Linked DNA regions of Mus musculus: regions 2 and 3 are each linked to region 1. The links are chromatin loops, found by intact Hi-C in ENCODE. Cell type or tissue: left cerebral cortex. All regions are shown on one strand. Each heading gives the region's core, and the rest is flanking DNA. Links, peaks and the distances in the headings are about the cores only.

Region 1 (7,646 bases), core at 1,701-6,700:
TTTCCTCTGTCTCCTCCTAGAATAATGCCGCCCCTTGTCTGTAATAGTGGCACAACCCCTGTGGTGCCTTCAGCCTCCACCTCTCCGGCTCACCAGCTTCTTCTCCACCACCTACTCAATTCTGGCATTTTCAGTATCTGTTCCTGAGCTGGTCTTCTCCTACCTCTGCCTACAGAGCTATATTAAGGGTGAGAGGCTGGTCTGAGTTGTCACTTTAAGATTAGCTAACGCCTTTGCTGAGGAGGGCAGAGCCGGTGTGTATCCCATGAACAGAGCTGATGACAAACTTGTCTCCTTGGGAGAGCAGAGGAACAGAACCACGTCCCGAGTGCCTGCTTTCCTCTTCCCCCCAACCTCTGAGATCAGAGACAAGGTCCCAGCTCTGGGACAGATTGGAAGCCACCTGAGCAGTACCGCAGGCATAGCCGGGGCTGCTTGATTCTGAACAACTTCCTAAATATTCCTAAGCACCAACCCTGGACATGTAGGAAGTTTATTAAATTCTCCAATACTACTGCATGACTTGAACAACAGCATTTTTTTTTAAAGAATGTTTAAATGTATCTCTCTTTGTAGGTAACAAGCAGCTGGCTTTCTGAAGTGTGCAAATAAAGCCAAGAGGGTGTCATAGGGCAGCATATGTGTTTTTCTGTGTTTAATTGATGTTTCTTTTCAGAGAGTGGTTGAATAGTAGGAGGCTGTTGTCAGTGGGTTCATACACACACACACACACACACACACACACACATACACACATGCACACATGCACACACAAGCCAGGTATCCTCCACCCTCACCTGCTACCAGCAGAAAGTACATTCCAGGCTCATTTGGTAACTTGATTAGTTTCTGCCTCCCAACCAATGTACGTTCCATGAGGGCTGACACAGTGTGGCTGTCTTTCTCATCTTCTCAGGATACACTGAGCCCCTGGAGAAGTGCTAGTGTCGGGTAAATGTGTGTGCTTGCGACATGAATGGGGCAATGAGCACGTTAGCATAAAAGGGTGTTTTGTAGCATCTGTGAGGGTCAAGTGGTTTCTTTCCTGTTTATTCATCATGAGATTAGAAATTAAGACACAGAATTTACATACTGAGGGATGGAATGTGTCTCAGCTCTCTCTGTGTGTATGTGTGTTTGCATGTCCCACACACATGCAAACACACATACACACATATGTATGATGGCCCAGAGGTCATTGCTGAGTATCTTCCTATGGTAGTTTGAATATGCTTGGCCCAGGGAGTGGCACTATAAGGGGGTGTGGCCTTGTTGAAATATGTCACTGTGGGTGTGGGCTTTGAGACCCTCCTTCTAGCTGTCTGAGGACAGTCTGCTCCTGGCTTTCTTTGGATGAAGGTGGTGGCACACGCCTTTAATCCCAGCACTTGGGAGACAGAGGCAGGAGGATTTCTGAGTTCGAGGCCAGCCTGGTCTACAGAGTGAATTCCAGGACAGCCAGGGCTATACAGAAAAACCCTGTCTCGAAAAAAAAACAAAAACAATAAACACCCAAACAAACAAAACTCTCAGCTCCTCCAGTGCCATGCCCGACTAGACACTGCTGTGCTCCTGCCATGGTGATAATGGACTGAACATCTGAACCTGCAAGCCAGCCCCAGTTAACTGTTGTCCTTTATAAGAGTTGCTTTGGTCATGTCTGTTCACAGCAGTAGAATCTCTAACTAAGACACTTCTTTAGCTGGCCATTGTTCTTTTACCTGATGCATGGTTTCTAATCATCGAGTCTCGTGAATCTCCATAGCCGATGTGATGTGATGTGATGTGATGTGATGTGATGTGATGTGATGTGATGTGATGTGATGTGATGTGATGTGATGTGGTGGCACAATAGAGCTAAGCTCTGGGACCCCTCCAACACTGTACCCCACAGCCTACCATGCATCTGCACGCAAGTGCTGAAAAGGGCAGCCCAGCCTGGGCTAAGTTATCTATATCAAGCATATGTTCTAAATTATACCACTTTCTCCACAGCACCGTTTGACCAACCATGGTCCACAGTCTTGACTCATGTCCTCATTTCCACATACGATGAAGATCTGTGGCTGTTTTTATGTCCATCTTCCAGAAAGTATTCAAAACAGAGAACAATGAATATTCCAAGCTTCTAAATGACTCAGATAAGCAATGACTTCTCTGGCTTCATTTTCTCAATGTGTTGAATTAATTTGTCCATACATTCTGATTTGGGTAAAAGGACCATGGAGACTTCACATTGATCATCTGTAGTGTGGCAAAGGCCAGCTCTGCTTTCTAGTTCTTATCATTTTGTGCATATTCTTCTCTCCCTCCACCTCTCCTGTCTTTTGGCAGCGGCAATGTTGTCTGTCTCACACTCTAAGTTTAAAGGCATTACTTAATGTCCAATAGAAAATAAAAGTAACAGCTAAAATTAAATCTATGTCCTCAGATACACCTCTCAAAATAACAAGTGCACTCCACAGGGAAGACTAGCTCAGTAGCTTGCATTGGATTCCCCGATGTGATAAACTTCCATTTATTACTAACTCACTGTAGGTTCAGCCTGGGGAACGTAGCTAACCAAGCCTGAACACTCAAGGGCGCCTGCACTGTCTGGATGAGTTGTCCACACTGGTCAGCAAGCTAAGAAAAGAGCATTGTGCTTTCCCACAGCAATAATCATTAAGTTCAGGATCCTCGGCCTAAGCCTGTACTCTGCCATCTGTCTCTCTACTGAGAGTCCTGCTTTCTCCAGTGTATCTAAGGCAGAGGGAACAGGACGGGAGCAGAGTATATAGAAGGCTCCACTCCTAGGCTGGCTTGCCAGCAATTGCCTTTAGTCCCAGCTCCTGGGAAGCAGAGGCAGGTAGGTCTATGCGAGTTAGAGACCAGCCTGGTCTACAAACCAAGTTCCAGGATCACTAAGGCTGTTACACAGAGAAACCCTGTTTCCAAAAAAACAAAGAGGTGGAGGAGGAGGCGGGAGATGAAGAAAAGAGGTAAGGAAGAGGAGGAGGAAGAAGAGAAGGAAGATGAGGAGAAAGAAGGAAGAAGGAGAAAGAGAAGGAAGGAGGAGGAAGAAGAAAGAAAATAAGGAGGAAGAGGAGGAGGAGAAGCAGAAGAAGGAGGAGGAAGAGAAGGAGGAGGAAGAGAACAACAACAACAACCTGTTGTTTCCACTCCTTACTGTGGCGGGGGACCATGAGGTTGAGGGAGAAAGGAATGAGGCTGTTACATTCTTTTAAGGCTGGGTGTTTTCCAGATAACTTATTTTTTGAAAGAGAATTGATCAATACCAAAAGGTTTGCATTTAACGTTTCCTTGCTATCAAATCACATGGGGTATATGAGGTTATCGGAGCATATATAGTTATCTGGAAATGTAAAGGATACATAGGGCTATCAAGAGTTCTGTGAGGTATGTGCACGTCTCTGGAGTGGTAGAGTCTGTATTTATATGAGGCACATACTGTAGTTACAAGAGTTAGATATGTTTATCTGAACTTGTCTGGAGCCTATATTGAGTTACCTGGAATGACATGGAGAGAAGATGTTGAGGAGAAAATGGTGACTCAAATCTGTGGTGAGCAGGAGAGAGATTGGAAATATGTACAAGTGTATTCCAGGCTGCATGAAGGAGCGTGAATGGATACAGCAGTATTCATCATACCTATAACCATCTTGTGGGGAAGGGGGCTGTGCTTAAGTTCTGATTAATGATAACTTAATGCAAATTTCATCTTTCATTATTCTTGTGCCCAAAGGCCCAACTTGCTTTGATAGAAGCAAGACCCCCACGCACTCCAAAAGGAAAAACCTCAATGCTTTTTACACATTCCAGCTTGTCCCTTAAGGGGCAGGAAGTCCTGTGGAGCCAGGTGCACTCAGCGGCAGAGCCTGAGGCTGTGCCCAGGCTCCTGCACTGCCGATGCCTGGCGCGGCCTCTAGGTGGCGCGGGTGGGTTTGAAGCGAGGGGCCTCCTCTCCGCTCGACTGTTTGTAAACTCGCAGTCCAGACCGGGAACAGTCAAGAGCGAGTTCCCGGGAGCCCTTCAAAATAGAAAGTTAGTTGCGCTGGCAGCAGAGGTGTGCCTGGCCGCTGTCACCCGGCTGGCCCCAGGATTGTGGAGCTCTGCTTTTGAGAGGACACCGACGGACGCCTGTGAAGCCTGCCCCCCATCCCTTACCTGCTCGCCTTCTCCGTAGACCCATCTTCTGCTGGGAAAAGCTAACCTCATTCGGGTACCAGGTAAACCTTGGTTCTTTCACTTCTGGTTTTCCGTATTCTTCAACTGTGGACGAAACCGAGGTGTCCTTGGCTAGGAAGGATCTCGGGTACATTTTTGAAATGCATGTCATTTTTGGGTTGCGTTTGGACAAGCGTTACTGATTACTTGTGTGTCTGTCTGTGCTACAAGTTCACAGGCTTGAGGTTGTTTCTTTGTTTTGAAGAAAATATCAGAAAACTCATTCCGCTGTTGAGTGCGCTTTGGTTAGAGTGCCAAACTGTGCGTCACAGACAGTACTTGTGCTACTAAAACACGTGTTGCCATCTGGGGAGAGGACCGGAGTTTCTCCAACTCGCTCACAGAAGAAGGCAAGAGGCACCTGGGACTTTAGTGGCATTCGTCACCTGCCTCTACCCAGAGTAGCTCATTGTCTTAAGAGGCCATTCAGGCAGGCTTCCAATCAAGTCTGAGACCCAATGCCATAGTCCTATGTTGTCGGAGAAGAGGAAGAGAGTGTGTTAGATAGGTCTTTGTGACACTTGAGGTTTTCATTTCTAGCCAAAGGTTCCTTTAGTGTTCCGAGGCATCTGGGGTAGAAGGGCCTCATGCAGAGAGTAGAGTTGGATTTTTCAGCCTTTGCGGTAAGAAACTCCTGCAAGGCAAAATGTGTGATCTCAGGGCAGATGGGGCAGCAGGTGAGGTCACTGCTGGAGTATCCACATCACCAGGGGACAGCTAAAGCAAGAGAGGTGACAAGGGCCAAAGACCTGGTCAGTCAGGTTGCTAGACAGTCAGTGGGAAACAGTCCCCCTTTTCAAGACTGAAATCATAGTTGAGAGAGAGAGAGAGGTGGTGGAGTGTGGCAGGGCCAACTTCTTCTTTACTTCTTCTGGGGCCCCTACCTTGCTGTTTTGAAGTGGCACCTGGGTACACCTTCAAATGCAGAGTGAAACTGAGGTTTGTTCAAAGTATCAAAGAGTCAAGAGGGCATAAAAGGACAGAGAAGTCCCGATGTACAACAGACATTCTAGGTCATGATCGCTTAAAACCTTTAAAGATATGTTTTGAGAGAGTGGCTTACGAGGACTTAACGTTAGGAAGTGTCCCAAGAGACCGCCCCCACATAAGCACCCTCCCTGGAGATGACAGCAGGATGAGGGGGGTCTCCTCTCAGCATTCATTCCTCTGTCCACTTATGATGCTGTTGTTGGAGGCTGTCCTAGGTTGCATTCTTTGGGAGGAAAAACTAAACAGAAACTTACTGAAGTAATATGCCTACTCTCTGCTCACTGTCTGTCTGTCCTCTCTGGTCACTGTCTGTCTGTCCTCTCTGGTCACTGTCTGTCTGTTCCGTTGTTTGGGGCTTGCTGTCATTGTCTCGTTTTGGTGTCTGCTGAAAAGATGTATAGAGGATCCCCCAGAGATTCTTTATAATGCTGTACAAATGATTGACAGTTGTACAATTCAATAGAAATTGTACTTCGAGTTTTGAATTTGAATCTTATCCCTGGCCGGTGATTCGCTTGTTTCTGGATGCTGGCCAGCAGCGGGGACCAGCTATAGTTCTCCAGAGTAGGTAGGGAAGGGTGACAGTTGACCGTCTGCAGTGTGCTGTGCTGCCCAGCCATGAAACTCAGCAGTTACATGAAGGAAGGGTGGGGAAGTGTTAAATAATAGTTTCTATTTTCTGTGAGTCTTTTGAGAGCCATTGTATTTGTGACGATCCGTCTGAGATCTCTTTACATCCAGCTCAGTGCTGCCACCGTGAGGCCACCCCATATTTGCTACCCACTGTCCGTAGGGGACAAACCCAGGCTGATTGTTTTAACTCTGGGGCATCTTCTAATGAAAGGTCCCTTAGGTCCCAAGGGGTCATACAGAAGGCAGGTCGCTCACATCCCTTTCTGGGACCATGAGAGTGTGTTCTGTGGTTTCTAAAGAATGGAATTTACTCTCAAGGAAAGGCCCGGGAACCCAGCTTCAAAGACTTAAGCAAATCTGAAAGTCAAATACGGGAGCTGTAAACAGGATGGCGTTTTGGCGGCCAGCCCCACTGCTTAAATGGCTCAGCCCTAGGCTGGCTTGGTTTTCCCTTACCTCCCCTGGCCTGCCCAGCAGCTTGGTGCATGTACAACCCTTAACAGCTCCGCTCTGGCCTCTGTTCCCTCAATTATCCTAGATGGCACCTGCCTCCCTGTGTGCTTTGATGCAGTTTTAGGTTTTGCATTAGCTAATTCCACTCACCAATAGCATCATTAATTAGCCCACATTAAACTCACTTAGCAATTAGGAAACAAAAGCGCCAGCCATTCACCTCCGTCACTCACCTACCAGGCAGTCCTTAAACTTGAACATTTTAGGCAAGGCTTTTATTTGATCTACAGGATCATTTTTTTTTCTTTTTTAATTAAGCAAAGAGTTCTGGGGAGATGGCTTGAGTGGATAATTCGCTTGCTACACAGCTCAAAGACCAGCATTCAGATCCCCAGGACCCAGATGAAAGCCTGGTGGAGTGGAAGCAGGGGAGTCTCTGGGGCAATAGCTAGACTGCTTGAATAATGAGCTCTGGATTCAGCAAGGAGCCGAGGGTGGGGGGCCGGGGGTGTGGGGTGGCTTTAGTAAATAGAGAACCACATCAGCCTCTGGCCTTTGTGCACTTGCACACATGAGTGCTCTCACACATTAGCATTTTTCTGCATGTCCTCCACGTTTTCTATGGGTCTGAGGATCGGAGAAGTTCTTGGACTTGCCTGAAGCCACACAGCTAACAATGACCACGAGAACACTAATTACTGTGTTGGACTGAGCTCAGCATGGAGAGGCACCGGGATGATCATGGAGCTTGTAACTGGGATTTGGGTTGGGATGAGAGCTTTCGTCTTCTGCCTGGGAGGAGACCAGCAATGCCAACCACCAGTGCTGGAGTGAGCAACTCCCAGCTTCATACATTTTTAGTTGCCATGGTAATGACATCCCCCTCCCCCCCCATCACACACTTCCTCTCACATCCTGTCCTGATCACATGGAGGCCCAAGAAACCACTGAAGTTCTGAACTTGGTGAGCCATTGTGAAAACGGCTTGGTCACTGAAGAAAGATTAGAGAATTTTGAGCTTTTAATAGCTCAAGAGAAAAGCCATCAGCTATAGGTAAATGCAGATTGCCATAGTATGATCAATAACTACGAGAAAAATTCAAAATGGATTGGGGTTCAAGCATCCCAGTTCCGTGGCTTCTGTGAATACAAATAAATGAGACCTTGCTATATTTAATTTCCAATACTTGTTCACTTGAGTGTCACAAGGACTTACTCCGAGTGGTTAGCCCTGTCTAATCAAAGCAAGGAGACAGCTTTGTCCTGGGGTTTGGAGGGGTGAGCCATTCATTTAGTGAGTATTTAGAGAATGTCTTAGTTAGGGTTTCTGATACTGTGAAGAG
Region 2 (7,646 bases), core at 1,476-6,475, 110 kb before region 1:
TTTTGTCCAACCTAACATCTCCACTCAAATATCTGCCAGACATTTGAAACTTGTGCATCCAAGACAGAGTAGTTCGTTCAACTCATAAGTTTATGCTCCACACCCATCTCCGTCCAATTCTCCACACCTTGGTATCTAGTTGCTTAATCCAAACTCCAGAAGACACCCTTGATTGTTTTCCTTTCCATTATTATTTGTGACTTCCATTGGCAATACTCATTTTTCTACCTCAAATGCATCACAAAGCCATGATCTCACCAGCCATATCTCTGGCACAAGGTTCAAATACAAAATCCTCTTTTTACAGTGTGGCAGCTGTGTAGCTACTACCTTCTCCCACTTTGACGACCCATCCTTTCTGTAGCCAGAGAGATTTCTCCATAAGGAAATTTGAAGCATCTCATTCCTTTGCTTAAAACATTTTAGGAACTACCCATTGCTCCTAAACAGCATCCGAGCTCCGTTGAGGCCTTCAGTGCTCTGCGGGACCTGACCTGCCACTCTTTGGCCCTCTCTGTTTGCCCACCTTCTGCTACAGATGCTTCTCATTCCCAAGCACACCTTTTCCAGGATATTATAGGCCGGTTCCTATTATTATTAAGGTTTTTCTTAACTGGCCCTTCCAACTGCCCTCCCTTGAGATGGGTATAAGCTACACACCACCATAACCTCCCTTGAGATGAGTATAAGCTACACACCATCATAACCTCTTCCTGGAGGAGCCTTATTACATTCTGAAATTATAGTAGTGATTCACTTATCTGTTAGATGGTCATATCTACACTGTGAGCTGTATGTGGACAAGGTACATCCAGAACAAGCAAGGATCCAATGAATGAATAAGCAGGGGAAAGTGATCATGAGTGTTCCTGCTCAGATGAAAGGGTATCCTGGGACTTGGAAGCCCAGGAACTATACAGCTCTGAGGAGAAAAGGTTTCCCAGTGGAAGCCTTTGACATCCCGAGACATGGGAGTCCAGGAACCTCACAGCTCTGAGAGGAAGCCTCCCCAGCAGAGGCATTGCAGCTCCCAGGGGAGGGTCTCTCCAGCTGAGCTGAGGAGCCCAAGAGCCTCAATCCCACTCCTTTGATTCTTCTCTTCATTGCTTATTTCTTCTTGTCTTCCTAGCTTCTGTGGTGTGCCACTCAGGGACTACATTGATGACTAGAGGTAGACTGATGACTTTTTGAGAAAATCAGAAAGAAAGATAGAAAAAAGATTGTGAGAATTATGTTGCTAGGTAAATTGTATTTATATTCACTTGTTATCAATATCTCCGTATCTCCAAGGCCACCAAGCCCCAGTCTGGAACAGAGTTCATTGTCTCAGTTGGATGCCCAGGCCAGGCCACTGACTCTCATATGTTACAGATTTTTAGTCAAAGGTTCTTAGCCAACTTACAGGAGCAATCACTCAATGCCAGCAGGGTGATATGGTGTGTAGCGCCCAGGTTTGGCTCCTGGCAGCTTTGTGCATGAAGAAGGAGGCTATCCTCTAGTTCTCTCCGCTCTCCTGCTTGTCCACATGATGAGATACTTGGCTGTGGCCTTTCAATATTCCATTCATAGGAACAAGGTTATATTGCAAGAATCCTAGTGTCAAATTCTAAACTAGAATCCTTGCTGTCAAATTCAGCCCGAGGACAGCAGCAGCAGTAGGCCACGCCAGTGATTTATGATTCGTCTCCTTTATCATCTCCTTTTATTGGGTTTTTCTTTAACTATGTTCCCTTAGCGCATGTCTAAGAAGTACTACTCAAGGCAGGAAAATTTATTAGTGCTGGGCTGAGCACAGTGTCGGAATTTTAAGTGCAGAACCTGTTCAGTGAAATTCACTGCTGTGTTGCTTCACATTTTCTTTTCTTAAGATACTGGACTAAGAAATGAAGGCTGTATGGGAAGAACAGGAAGGCTACTCATGGCCACTGGATAATAGGCATCTCATAGCCAGTGTAAGAATGTCATCCATGGCAAAAATCAATTGACTCTCCCTCTTACAGGACCATATATAATACATGCTGGCATATCATCCTTTCTGCCTACCCAGCCAGCTTGCAGCATAAGAACAAAATCAGATTTCATTGTAATGTGACCAATGAGGAGACAAATCTCAGAGAGATAGGTAAGTTGCCCAAAGACTCAAAACTCATAATCGTCTATGTAGGGCTCAGAAAGGGTCTCTGGCTCATAACCCGATGCTCTCCCCACATTGCCTCACTGTCCAGAGCAAGGCAAAGAACGTGCTGAAAGCCTGAGTCATGGAAAGCATACACACATAAGAAACAATAAGAATGCATGTGTACCAGGGGCTGATTGGGTGCTGTGCTTTGCTCATTGACTACCCATGGGCATCAAGTCTTGTCCAAGATTGTACCTCAGGATGAGCCACAAATCTTTTATTCTTTGTCTCAGACACTTTGGAGAAGATGTCAAAAAGACCTTTATTGTCAGAACTTGGTAGTATCTCGATAGAATCTCTTGTCCTCAGAGAAGCCTGACATCCCAGTGTGTCTCATTGTCCCTAGAACTACCCTCTTTACCTCCACTGTGGAACTTGTCCATTTCAAGCTAGGATCCCCACATAACACGGGGTGTGGTTCAGACAGTGCTGGGCATGGCCTTGAAAATCCACTGCTTCCACCATCAGTTAAGGTGACTACCATATGATGCTGTGACCATTGTCCCCATTAAACTGAGTGACCACACAGCAGAAAGTCATAGTTATATGTATCAGGCAAGACAGTTGAAGCCACATAAACAGAATCCAGATTGATAACAATGGTACTCGGTACACATGCAGGAACCAGATGTATTCGTGAACATGATGGAGAGAGGGTTGAGAGGGGCAATGGCCAACAGTGGAAGCTACTGGGATCCAGGGAGGCTGTGTGCACAGCTGGAGAAGGGCTGAACTTTATAAATGAGAATCAGCAAGAGCAGATGACAGGCACTCAAACAAGGGTTTATAGGGATGGTGGTGCTATCCCGTGCAGCAGTGAGACTGAATCTAGGTTGATAGATGTGAAGGTCTGAGCTTTACCCACAGGTACCATTAGCACAAGGTTTGCTGACCCTAAGCGTAAGGTAACGCCATCTCTGAGACTTCCATACTAGTGCTTGTCTTTGTTTGTTTGTTTGTTTTTGTTTGTTTGCTTGCTTTTTGTTGTTGTTGTTCTTTTCTGAAGCCCCTTTCCACACAGTGTCTCCTTTACAGGCCAAGAACCTCTAGTCTCTAACCAAAATTCACCAGCTTGTACACTTTCCACTAGTCTCAGCACCTGGGGTTTCATGTGGCATAGCTGCACAAGTTGGACAACCTGAAGACAGGCTGACTCCCACGTGCCACGGAGATGCTGTTAACACATGAGCAAAGCCATCAGAGACTAGGGTCAGGAACCCATGAGCCTAACCTCCTAGAAATACAACCGAAAATCTAATCAACTTCTTGGGACATAGGAATAGCCAGAGGTTTACTGTGAGAGAGCAAACAGTGAATCAAGAGATGGGTAGCTTCAATAAACACTCAACCCATGGACTCCAAAGTAAGAAGCCTCAGAGAGCATTTGACAGAGTTCAAAGGAACAGAACGCCTCTCGGCCTTACTGCGTTAGAAGCTGGCCCAGCAGGATTTGATGATTCTGTTATATACTTTGCATCTAGCTTAGTGATAAGCCAGGTCTCTCCAAGCCTGAATGCTACAAGCTCTGACTGTTACTATTATATGAATCCCAGTATATTCTGTTATTGTTTGACCCCTAAGTCTCCTGCCTGCCTCATCTTGTGAAATATTGATCATATTACCCAACTCATAGGTTATTCCTCCTAGACTTGGGATTTCTGTGGACTAGGGAATCTTGTGTCTGAGTCTTCTGTAAAGTATCAATGACTCCACATCCACAGGAGTTGCAGCACAGTTCTTCTGGCCCACCCCTCCCCTCCTGCCTCCATTACTGCCACCTTGGTTCTTAGATACATTCCTCTAACAATCTCAACCATATGGAAGTCTAACACCCCAGAAGGTAGTTCTGTGAAAAGAAATTTTAGTTAGTTTGACTCAAATAATCTAGTTTTAAACATACTTTTAAAATAGAACAAACTTTTAATTCTTTAAAAAAAAAAATTCCATGGTGCTTTGTCTGATGAAATTAGACATTTGATCCCTGGATTTTGTAGAAGACTCTGTTCATATTTTAAGGTGAAGATTCTACAAAAAGAGAAATGAGTTCAAGGACTCCAATAGTGTAGCCATTAAGGACAATTAATAACTAGAACTTCATGGAGCTTAAACGTTTCTGTAGTGTAAGGGACACCATCATTTGAACAGAGTAGTAGCCTGAAGAACAGGGGGGAAATCGTTACTACACATCTTACAGAGTTAGTAGCTAGGATATAAAAAGTTTAAAAAAATGAACATCAAGAAAATAAACTGGAGTGGGGGCCCAGAGCAAGCAGAGCCGGAGTGGGTGTGGCTGGAGCAAGAGGGAGAAGGGAAGGGGGAAAAAAAGAAAATAAACTGACTAAAAGTGGTATAAAACTAAGCAGAGAATACAAAAAGAAGGAAGAAAGAAAGAGAGAGAGAGAGAGAGAGAAAGGAAGGAAGGAAGGAAGAAAGAAAGAAAGAGAGAAAGAAAGGGAGAAAGAGAGAGAGAGAAAGAAAGGGAGAAAGAGAGAAAGAGAGAAAGAAAGACAGATGGCCAAAGACACTTTTATTTTTCCTATATCAGTTTTATTTAAAACACAAATAAGTATTTCTCTTTCATTAATAGCAAATGGCTCAAATAATGTTGAACACAAATCACTGACAAATACAGGGCATTAACTTAGGAAATTAGGAAATTAGTCTGAACTTAGGAAATTAGTCTGAACAGGTGAGAGGGTGCGCCACAGAACCAGACAGCTTCTGGGACAGGCTGAGGCACAGAGCCGCTGAGGCAGCACCCTTTGCGGGCCGCAGACAGCCAGCCACCGTCCGGACCAGAGGACAGGTGTCCGCCTGGCTCGGAAGGCGGCCTCAGCCTCAGGAGCAGCAGGCGCCATCTTGGTTCCCGGACTCCTCCAAACTTAGGAATTTAGTCTGCACAGGTGAGAGTCTGCACCACAGAAGCTGACAGCTTCTGGGACCTGCCAAAGCAACACAGCTTCTGAGAAAGGCCCTGTTTTGGGCCTTCTTCTTTGGCCAGGAGGAGGTCCAAACACAAGATATATGCGCACCTTCCCTGTAAGAGAGCTTGCCAGCAGAGAGTGCTCTGAGCACTGAAACTCAGAGGAGAGAATCTGTCTCCAGGTCTGCTGATAGACAGTAACAGAATCACCAGAAGAACAATCTCTAAACAGAGTCAACTATAACAACTAAATCCAAAGATTACCAGATGGCGAAAGGTAAACGTGGGAATCTTACTAACAGGAACCAAGACCACTCACCATCATCAGAACCCAGCACTCCCACTTCGCCCAGTCCAGGGCACCCCAACACACCCGAAAACCTAGACCCAGATTTAAAAGCATATCTCATGATGGTGGTAGAGGACATCAAGAAGGACTTTAATAACTCACTTAAAGAAATACAGGAGAACACTGCTAAGGAGTTACAAGTCCTTAAAGAAAAACAGGAAAACACAATCAAACAGGTAGAAGTCCTTACAGAAAAAGAGGAAAACACATCCAAACAGGTGATGGAAATGAACAAAACCATACTAGACCTAAAAAAGGAAGTAGACACAATAAAGAAATCTCAAAGTGAGGCAACACGGGAGATAGAAACCCTAGGAAAGAAATCTGGAACCATAGATTCGAGCATCAGCAACAGAATACAAGAGATGGAAGAGAGAATCTCAGGTGCAGAAGATTCCATAGAGAACATCGGCACAACAATCAAAGAAAATGGAAAATGCAAAAAGATCCTAACTCAAAATATCCAGGAAATCCAGGACACAATGAGAAGACCAAACCTACGGATACTAGGAGTGGATGAGAATGAAGATTTTCAACTCAAAGGACCAGCAAACATCTTCAACAAAATTATTGAAGAAAACTTCCCAAATCTAAAGAAAGAGATGCCCATGAACATACAAGAAGCCTACAGAACTCCAAATAGACTGGACCAGAAAAGAAATTGCTCCCGACACATAATAATCAGAACAACAAATGCACTAAATAAAGATAGAATACTAAAAGCAGTAAGGGAAAAAGGTCAAGTAACATATAAAGGCAAGCCTATCAGAATTACACCAGATTTTTTACCAGAGACTATGAAAGCCAGAAGAGCCTGGACAGATGTTATACAGACACTAAGAGAACACAAAATCCAGCCCAGGCTACTATACCCGGCCAAACTCTCAATTACCATAGATGGAGAAACCAAGGTATTCCACGACAAAACCAAATTCACACATTATCTCTCCACAAATCCAGCCCTTCAAAGGATAATAACAGAAAAAACCCAATACAAGAATGGGAACAACGCCCTAGAAAAAACAAGAAGGTAATCCCTCAACAAACCTAAAAGAAGACAGCCACAAAAACAGAATGCCAACTTTAACAACAAAAATAAAAGGAAGCAACAATTACTTTTCCTTAATATCTCTTAATATCAATGGTCTCAACTCCCCAATAAAAAGACATAGACTAACAAACTGGCTACACAAACAAGACCCAACATTTTGCTGCTTACAGGAAACTCATCTCAGAGAAAAAGATAGACACTACCTCAGAATGAAAGGCTGGAAAACAATTTTCCAAGCAAATGGTATGAAGAAACAAGCTGGAGTACCATCCTAATATCTGATAAGATTGACTTCCAACCCAAAGTGATCAAAAAAGACAAGGAGGGGCACTTCATTCTCATCAAAGGTAAATCCTCCAAGAGGAACTATAAATTCTGAATATCTACGCTCCAAATACAAGGGCAGCCACATTCATTAAAGATACTTTAGTAAAGCTCAAAGCACACATTGCACCTCACACAATAATAGTGGGAGACTTCAACACACCACTCTCACCAATGGACAGATCATGGAAACAGAAACTAAACAGGGACACAATGAAACTAACAGAGGTTATGAAACAAATGGACTTAACAGATATCTACACAATATTTTATCCAAACAAAAGGATATACCTTCTTCTCAGCACCTCATGGTACCTTCTCCAAAATTGAACACATAATAGGTCACAAAACAGGCCTCAACAGATTCAAAAATATTGAAATTGTCCCATGCATCCTATCAGATCACCATGCACCAAGGCTGATCTTCAATAACAAAATAAATAATAGAAAGCCAACATTCACGTGGAAACTGAACAACACTCTTCTCAATGATACCTTGGTCAAGGAAGGAATAAAGAAAGAAATTAAGGACTTCTTACAGTTCAATGAAAATGAAGCCACTTCATACCCAAACTTATGGGACACAATGAAAGCATTTCTAAGAGGAAAACTCATAGCTCTGAGTGCCTCCAAACAGAAACTAGAGAGAGCATACATTAGCAGCTTGACAACACAACTAGAAGCTCTAGAACAAAAGGAAGCAAATTCACCCAAGAGGAGTAGACAGCAGGAAATAATGAAACTCAGGGGTGAAATCAACCAAGTGGAAACAAGAAGAACTATTCAGAGAATCAACCAATCAAGGAGCTGATTCTTTGAG
Region 3 (7,646 bases), core at 1,476-6,475, 120 kb after region 1:
ATTCTTTCCCAGGCGTAACACATCTTCACTGCAAAGTACATGCTTCAGTGGGTGGTGGCCACTTTGTGATTCCAAGAGGGGCTGCTATTAACTGACTGGGAGATATAAATTTTAAATTATGATTTTTGCTGTTTAAATATTCCTGTAGGATGTAGTTCTTTGTAAATACTCCTTAATTTAGTGTATTTTATGTTTGAATATGAGTTTTAGCCATCCAGTTAACACAGAATGAAGTAGGAAATGTGTACAAAGCCACCATTCTGAAATTTCTGAGAATTCCTGAGATACTGATTTATTGTCCCTGAATCTCAAAGAGCAACATGTTAGGAATTTGGAAATACTGAGAAGCCACTGTGGAAATCAGTATGGAGATCCCAAAAAAACTAAATATAGAACTACGCTGTCACCCATCTTCACTACTAGGTCAGCACACCACAGAGCTCTGTGCATCCGTGTTCACAGCTGCGTTATTCACAACAGCTGGGAAATGGACGAATCCTTCAAGTCCATCAACAGGTGAGTTAAGAGAAAACGTGGCATATGCACATACTTGAGGGAACTTTATACGGCATAAAGAAAAACAAGATCATGACATTTTCTGAAAACAGATGCAAATGGAATTATGAAAAATGAAATAAACCAGACTCAGGGACAAAGATCACATTATTTCTCATACAGGAGCTTACATTTTAGGTTATGTGCACAGGTATATAGCTATAGCTATATGTTTGTTTTTGCAGGATACTGAAGTAGAAAAGGAATCATGAGAGGGGAGGAAGAGGTTGCAGGGGATGTGGGAAATAGGAATGACAACAGGAAACGTGCTAGGAAGGGACAAAGGAGGACTAGCTGGAGGAAGACCGAAGCCAGCTGGTAAAGGGGCACAGAGGAGGGCAGGGGGCTGGGGCACACAACAAGGTATGACACGTGTGTCAAGTTGCCAAACAGCCACCATTTACAGCACTGTGCAGAAGTGCCTGGTGTATGAGGTTAACACGTTCTGATCAGAGGGAAACGCAAGCATCATTTCTTTACAGACATACAAGATAAAAACTTACTTGACTCTACTGTCATCTGAAGCAGGCTGTCGATGACATTGGATAAGAGCCCTTTACTGGATATTCTCAGGTGTTTTAGGATTACTGGAATGGCTTGGTACTCCAAAAATAAGGTTTTTCCTTCATCTGTCTTCAAGTCCAAACAAAGGGAGTCAAACGCTTGAGCTAGGTAGTCAGCTAGAAACAACACAAACAATCAACCGCCTGTGCGTCAGTTATTCAATCAGAAACAGAAGGCTAAACAAAAAGAACCATCACTTTAGTAAAATAAAAATATAAAAGAATTAAATAACAAGAGGTCCTAAGTTTAGATTCACCCCCCTCACTGAACTCTATGGAACAGGAGAGAGAAAAGGCAGTCCAATTACAACGGCATAAACTCATTTAGCATATTCGTATTTCAGTATTAAAATAAGCCCCACTGAGCAATGGTGGCACATGCCTTTAATCCCAGCACTCAGGAGGAAGAAGCAGGCAGATCTTCGTGAGTTCAAGGCTAGCCTGATCTACAGAGCAAGTTCTAGGACAGCCAAGGCTACACTGAAAAACCCTGTCTCAAAAACCAAAATAATAATAATAATAATAATAATAACTCAATTTTGTTTTTTATACTAAAAAAGGAAAAGTAATGATATTAATTATTATTAAATAGTAGTATTATTATTTACATATTATTATAATTATTATTAAATAGTACAATAGTATACATTGCCGTATTTGGTTATAATAACCACATACTTTTATGAATTTAAACAATATTAGTATTTATATCTTTTTTTAAAGATTTGTTTATTTTATATATATGAGTACACTATAGCTGTCTTCAGACACACCAGAAGAGGGCATTGGATCCCACTATTGATGGTTGTGAGCCACGATGTGGGTGCTAAGAATTGAACTCAGAACCTCTGGAAGAGCAGTTGGTGCTCTTATCCACTGAGCCATCTCTCCAGCCCAGTATTTGTATCTTTAAAATAGCTTCTAAGGTCATATACCTTACTACTGACTTCTAAATGCCCCCTCATTTAAAACTGTCACTATACACAAACTTGCTCAGTGAGTTTTAAACAAGGATTTCTGTCTCTTACTAAAGAGCAAATATCACACCATTCAAAAACAATTTCAAAAAAACCGGGCTATCCTCTGGTCCACTACATTCTGTAACCCACCCATTATTATGAAAGACAGCAAGATTTTACCAAGACCAGAACTAGAATGGCTCTTAGAGAGCAGGCTGCTGGAGGAAAAGGCCAGTGTAACCGTTGTCTTATACAGCCATGAACCTTACAAGCTACAATACCAATCTGTTAGGCAAGCTGTGCCCACTGAAGCAACAGCGGCCTGACTGTCATGCTCTGGTGAAGTCCCTAAGTTCAGTGCCCAGCTGTGGTGTTGGGTGGCTCACAACCCCCTCTAGGCTCCAGTTCCACAGGAACGGACAATTCTGGCGCCCACTAATAAAAACTAAGGAACACTACTGTCATACTTAATCTTTTACTTATAAATGAAACTCTGCAAACAAATGCATACGAAGCAAATGGCTAGGTTCTATTCCGAGCCGCCTGGCTCCCAGCTCTCGTTTGTGTATGTTCCCCTGTTCATGTCCATGCAGAGGACAGACACAGGTGTCTTTCTGTCCTGTTTAAAAAAAAAAAATTAAAATATAATTATATCATTTTCCCTTTCTCATTCTTCCCCAAACCCCCATGTACATCCCCACGCTCAAATTCATGGCCCCTGGCCTCTTTTTTCTTTGTTTTGAGTTGGGTCTCTCACTGAACTTGTTCTCAGCATTCTGGTTACACAGGCTGCTGGCCAGTGAGCCCAAGCATTACACCTGCCTACAGCCCTCACTGCTGGGGTCAGAGATACACACTGCTGTGCTCAGCTTTCATATGGATGTTAGAGACCTAACCTCAGGTCCTTACGCTTGCTCAGCAGACACCCTAGGCACCAAGTCATCTGGCAGGCCCAAACGTTTTTTAAAAAGCAACAATACAGATATACTAGAGAAGCCTGCTGTCTTCACAGAAATAAGCTTCACAGCAGCGCCCTCTACTGTACTTGAGATTACCTGCAATGGCTAGCAGGATTAAGTGGAGTGATTATCACAGGGCTGTTTGTTAATAGTCTTACTGTGTGAGGTCTGCCTGGTCTGAAACATCATGTGTAGATCAGGCTAGCCTTAAATGTGCCTGAGTTTCTCTAGAAACTTGCCTTGGTTTCTCTAGAGCTGATTGTACATGTTCGCCACTGCATCCAGCTTCATGGTACTTTTTTTGTTAAATATTTAACTTACAAACTTAAAAAGACCATCCATCTTTCTTTCTTCTTTCATTCCTTTTTCTTTTTCTTTAATCTTTTGGTCTGGTCTTTTGCTTGTATATTACAGTTTCTTATTTTTGTGTTTTTATGGTGTGTGTGTGTGTTTCTTGTGCTAATTCTTTCTATTTAAAAAATTTGTTTTGTTTTGGCTATTTGTTTTCTAAAGAGAAACAGGAGTAGAGTTAGGTTAGTGCAGAGGATCTTGGAGAAGATGAGGGAGAAGAAATCATGATCAGAATATAGTCAATGAAAAAATTATTTTCAATTTTTAAAAATGAGGAAAAAGTTGTCTCTTAGCAGTTTTCACAGGTAGAAAATAGTATTTGTTTTTTTTTTTTTTCAAAAGCGGTCTTATCTTTTGAAAAGTCTTTATTTACTTGTATATGTATATGTGGGGAATAGAGGGAACGTGTCCATGAATGTGGTGCCTGAAGAGGCCACTAGAGGGTGTGCGATCGTCTGGAACTGGTTACAGGTGCTGTGCGCTGCTCAACAGAAGCCAATCTGTTTATCTCAATCATGGTAGATTTTTTTTTAAAGGTGAGAAATTCTCTGCAGCGACTCCTATGAGGAAGGAGCTCTGCTGCCAGCTCTGACCCCTGCCGAACCTGGTGACTTGGCCAGAGCACACTAAAACTGATGTCTTGTGGACAAGCACCCAGCCTCAGGGGCTTCTGAGTCTTCTGGAAGATCCAGAATAGATCCCACGATGAGAGGAAAATCAGTGCAGAAAAGATCAGGGAGCTAAGCCCAGCTCAAATTCCCAATGCAGGGGCCTGTAAGCCAGTAAACTGAGTGGATTGTTAAAAGATTTCGTCTTGTTTTCTGTGTATGTGTGCACCACATGCATGCCTGGTACCCACAGAGAAAAAGGCATTGGATGCCCTGGAGCTAAAGTTAGAGGCAACTGTAAGCTATCCTACCTGGGTGCTGGGAACCAGACCCAGGTTTTCTTTTTTTTTTTTTTTAAAGATTTATTTATTTATTTTATTTATTACATGTAAGTACACTGTAGCTGTCTTCAGACCCTCCAGAAGAGGGGGTCAGATCTCATTACGGATGGTTATGAGCCACCATGTGGTTGCTGGGATTTGAACTTCGGACCTTCGGAAGAGCAGTCGGGTGCTCTTACCCACTGAGCCATCTCACCAGCCCCAGACCCAGGTTTTCTGTAAGAGCAGCAAGTACTCCTAAATGCTCAGTCACCTTTCAGCCCCATATATGTTGTTTTAAGTTACTTGCTTGGTATTTTATTATATCAAAAGACAGCTAATACAGTCTAAAAAAAACCTTAATTAGGATCTCAAGTAAAACCAATTCTTAAAAATTAACAATGTCTATTGATAATAACAATTGCCTAATTAAGAACATACTATATGACAATCTTTGCTAAACTTTTACATTAATTCTTTCATTTAAGCTTTTAAAAAGTAAACTAGAGACAGGTAATGGTGGCACACGCCTTTAATGCCAGCACTCGGGAGGCAGATGCAGGTGGATTACTGAGTTCGAGGCCAGCCTGGTCTACAGAGTAAGTTCCAGGACAGCCAGGGCTAGCTACACAGAGAAACCCTGTCTTGAAAAACCAAAGGGGGAGGGGAGGGAAGTAAACTAGGCCAGTGTTACACATGTATAACCCCCAGGCCTTGGGACAATGAGGACAAGGATCTAAAGTTCCAGATGAGCCTTGACATACAATGAGATGTCTCAAGCCCACCTGTCTAAAATATCATGATGGAAACTGAAAAAGACATGATCTGCCCATGTCAAAAAGTAGTGGGGCGGGTCAGAGTGAGCTAGCCTGGAGAGAAGAAAAAAGTGTCTGAAGACAGCTAGAGAGAGAGATGGCTCAGTGGTTAAGAGCACTGACTGCTCTTCCAAAGGTCCTGAGTTCAAATCTCAGCAACCACATGGTGGCTCACAACCATCTGTAATGAGATCCGATGCCCTCTTCTGGGGTGCCTGAAGACAGCTACAGTGTACTTACATATAATAAAATAAATAAATCTTTTTTTAAAAATTAAGTTACCTGTGGTGCTGGAGGGCTGGCTCCACAGCTAAGAGCACTTGCAAAGGACCCAGGTTAGGTTCCCAGCACCCACATAGCAGCTCACGACCACTTGCAACCCAGTTCCAGGCGACCCAGGACAGATCTTTGGACCTCCATGGGTACCAGTCACATATATGCACACAGGCACAGCATTCATACATTCAATAACAAGAAATCCTCTTAAAACCATGAAAGATAAAGGACTGACATAATTTTAAAACAGTAAGAGAGAAATCATCTAGCAGAAAAGAGATCAAGGCTATCAACAGAAAAACCTGTAGAAAAGAAACTGATAAATTACATACATGCAAAAGGTTGGAGTGGTGCTACACCTCATTAAGTTCCAGCACTCACAAGGCAGAGACAAGAAAAGCTCTGTGAGTTGCAGGCTAGTCTTATCTACATAGTTAGACCCTATCTCAAAGACAAACCCAAACAAAGTCATTATATGAAGTCATATTTTCATTAAATAAGACTGGAAAGTACTAAAAAAAAATCAGTAACCCTAAATGCTGGAATGGATGGTTCAAGAAATGGCACCACACACACACATACACACAGATACCTACACACACACACACACACACACACACACACATATATATAAAACAGACATACATACTTACACACACATGTACATGCACACCACATACACAGAGACATACACACACACAAACACATGTACATGTAGGTATACACACACACAAACACTCCCCAGACACCAATACATATCATACACCCCACACACATCCACATACACACATCCACACACATATACAAAACACACAAACATATTTACACACACACACACTAGAGGAAAGGATATAATAGTCTCACTTTTTGAAAAAGATGGCAATGTCTGCTAAAATTAGGATGGCATATCCTTTCATACATCAGTGTCAAATTGGTTAGTTTATTGTACATTTTAAAAATGCTAAGGCATGTATATGTCTATGTTAATATTTGCAGTGGCAAATATAAATGAATGAAACATTCCATTGATATCATGTTTAAGTGCTGACTGGCTAAAAAGTTGTGTGTGTGTATGTGTTTTTTTTTTAAAGATACACAGACCACTTTAAAATAACAGACTTAGTCTATACATATGGATCTGAAGTTAAATAAAATACATTTGTGATTAAAAGACATGGGCTCAGCATGGATGGGAAAAAGGTAGGCTACAGAATCCTACACCTAGGTAACTAGTGGCAACTGAAGGAGAGGATGTGGCCTGGGAAACCACTCACATTCCAGGAGATGGCTCTGCACCCACACACATTAGGGCAGCACTAAGTGAACTGGGTGAGTTTTAAAAGAAGAATTCATGAAGTTGATGGGAGACGTGGTAAAGTATAGAGGGAAAGTCAGGAATGAGGCATAGATTTGATGAAAGTACATTATATGGGTATATGGGGAGAGGCTAAGGAGGTCCTGGCAGGTGACCGCTGCTGGCAGAGAGAGGGACAGTCACTTTTCTTTGAGGAGTGGCCACTGATAGGTTGGTTACCCAGGCCTCAGTGGGCAACTCCACACCCATGCACATCTGGGCACTCCTACTCTGATTCAGTGTGTTATTTTTTTTCCAGCTTTTAGAAACTTTCTTTCCCTCCATCATCCTTCCCTTTGCTCACATGTGTGTAGAAAAGCTCATGACCACTCAGTGGCCCGTATGTGGGGCTGCTGACTAGTCCTCGGGGGGACAGCTGGGCACTCAGTAGAGTCCTCAGTAGAGATCTCTTGGAGAGGCACAGAGAGTACCTGCACACCTTCAGACCACTGCTGAGGAGCAGTGAACTCAGGAGCTGGCATAGTTCATTCACCCTGATTCCACTTCTCAGTGGTGGCTTGCTTTTTGTTCTCCATCTCTTCAGGGTTTCTGTAGAGGAAGAGACTGGGCGTGACCGCCCACGGGTGCCCACAGAAGAATACACACAACTTCCCAAGTCAGGATCCACTGCATCAGACCCACTGAGTGAGCCCCCTTTTGTTATTGCTTGGGGTAGCACTGTCCACTTAGTGCAGAGCAGAATCTGTGTTACCCAGAGCGTGATAAGCAGGTTGGCATAAGATGGGGGCTGGTAGGATCAGTGGCCACCAAAAGAGGAAGCTCCATAAAGGCTGTCTGGATCTGGTTGGTTAAAGTCCCAGGAATGAAGGAGGCAGCAATTGGAGTGGCCCTGGTGACAGCAGCAGCAAACAACAGCATGGCTTGC

Evidence for each region. Peaks named below come from ENCODE experiments on the same cell type or tissue, not always from the same donor. Only the 100,000 strongest peaks of a DNase experiment are listed, where the experiment ranks them.
Region 2: it touches region 1 in a loop (2.1-fold over the local background); 3 of 42 quality-filtered maps call a loop at or near these places.
Region 3: it touches region 1 in a loop (3.0-fold over the local background); 14 of 42 quality-filtered maps call a loop at or near these places.

Annotation. Positions count from the first base shown.
Region 1 is chr10:58,672,039-58,679,684 of GRCm38, reverse strand. It overlaps Edar (ectodysplasin-A receptor), which reads left to right and starts at 3,989. Exons shown (of 12, transcript NM_010100.3): 1 at 3,989-4,229. Gm36158 (a long non-coding RNA gene) reads left to right here. Exons shown (of 3, transcript XR_380458.1): 3 at 1,996-2,304. In left cerebral cortex, for the core only: CTCF peaks have their summits at 3,913 (motif pointing right) and 5,980 (motif pointing left); DNase peaks (open chromatin) are centred at 2,456, 3,952, 5,964 and 6,237; H3K4me3 peaks cover 1,037 bases; H3K27ac peaks cover 490 bases.
Region 2 is chr10:58,778,102-58,785,747 of GRCm38, reverse strand. No RefSeq gene overlaps it. Among named protein-coding and RNA genes, the nearest start is that of Sh3rf3, 31 kb to the left of the region's middle. In left cerebral cortex, for the core only: no CTCF peak of the experiment used is centred there; a DNase peak (open chromatin) is centred at 3,937.
Region 3 is chr10:58,555,490-58,563,135 of GRCm38, reverse strand. Ccdc138 (coiled-coil domain containing 138) reads right to left here. Exons shown (of 16, transcript NM_001162956.1): 14 at 1,059-1,235. It also overlaps the pseudogene Gm18042. Among named protein-coding and RNA genes, the nearest start is that of Ccdc138, 61 kb to the right of the region's middle. In left cerebral cortex, for the core only: CTCF peaks have their summits at 3,105 (motif pointing left) and 3,811 (motif pointing right); DNase peaks (open chromatin) are centred at 3,108 and 3,833.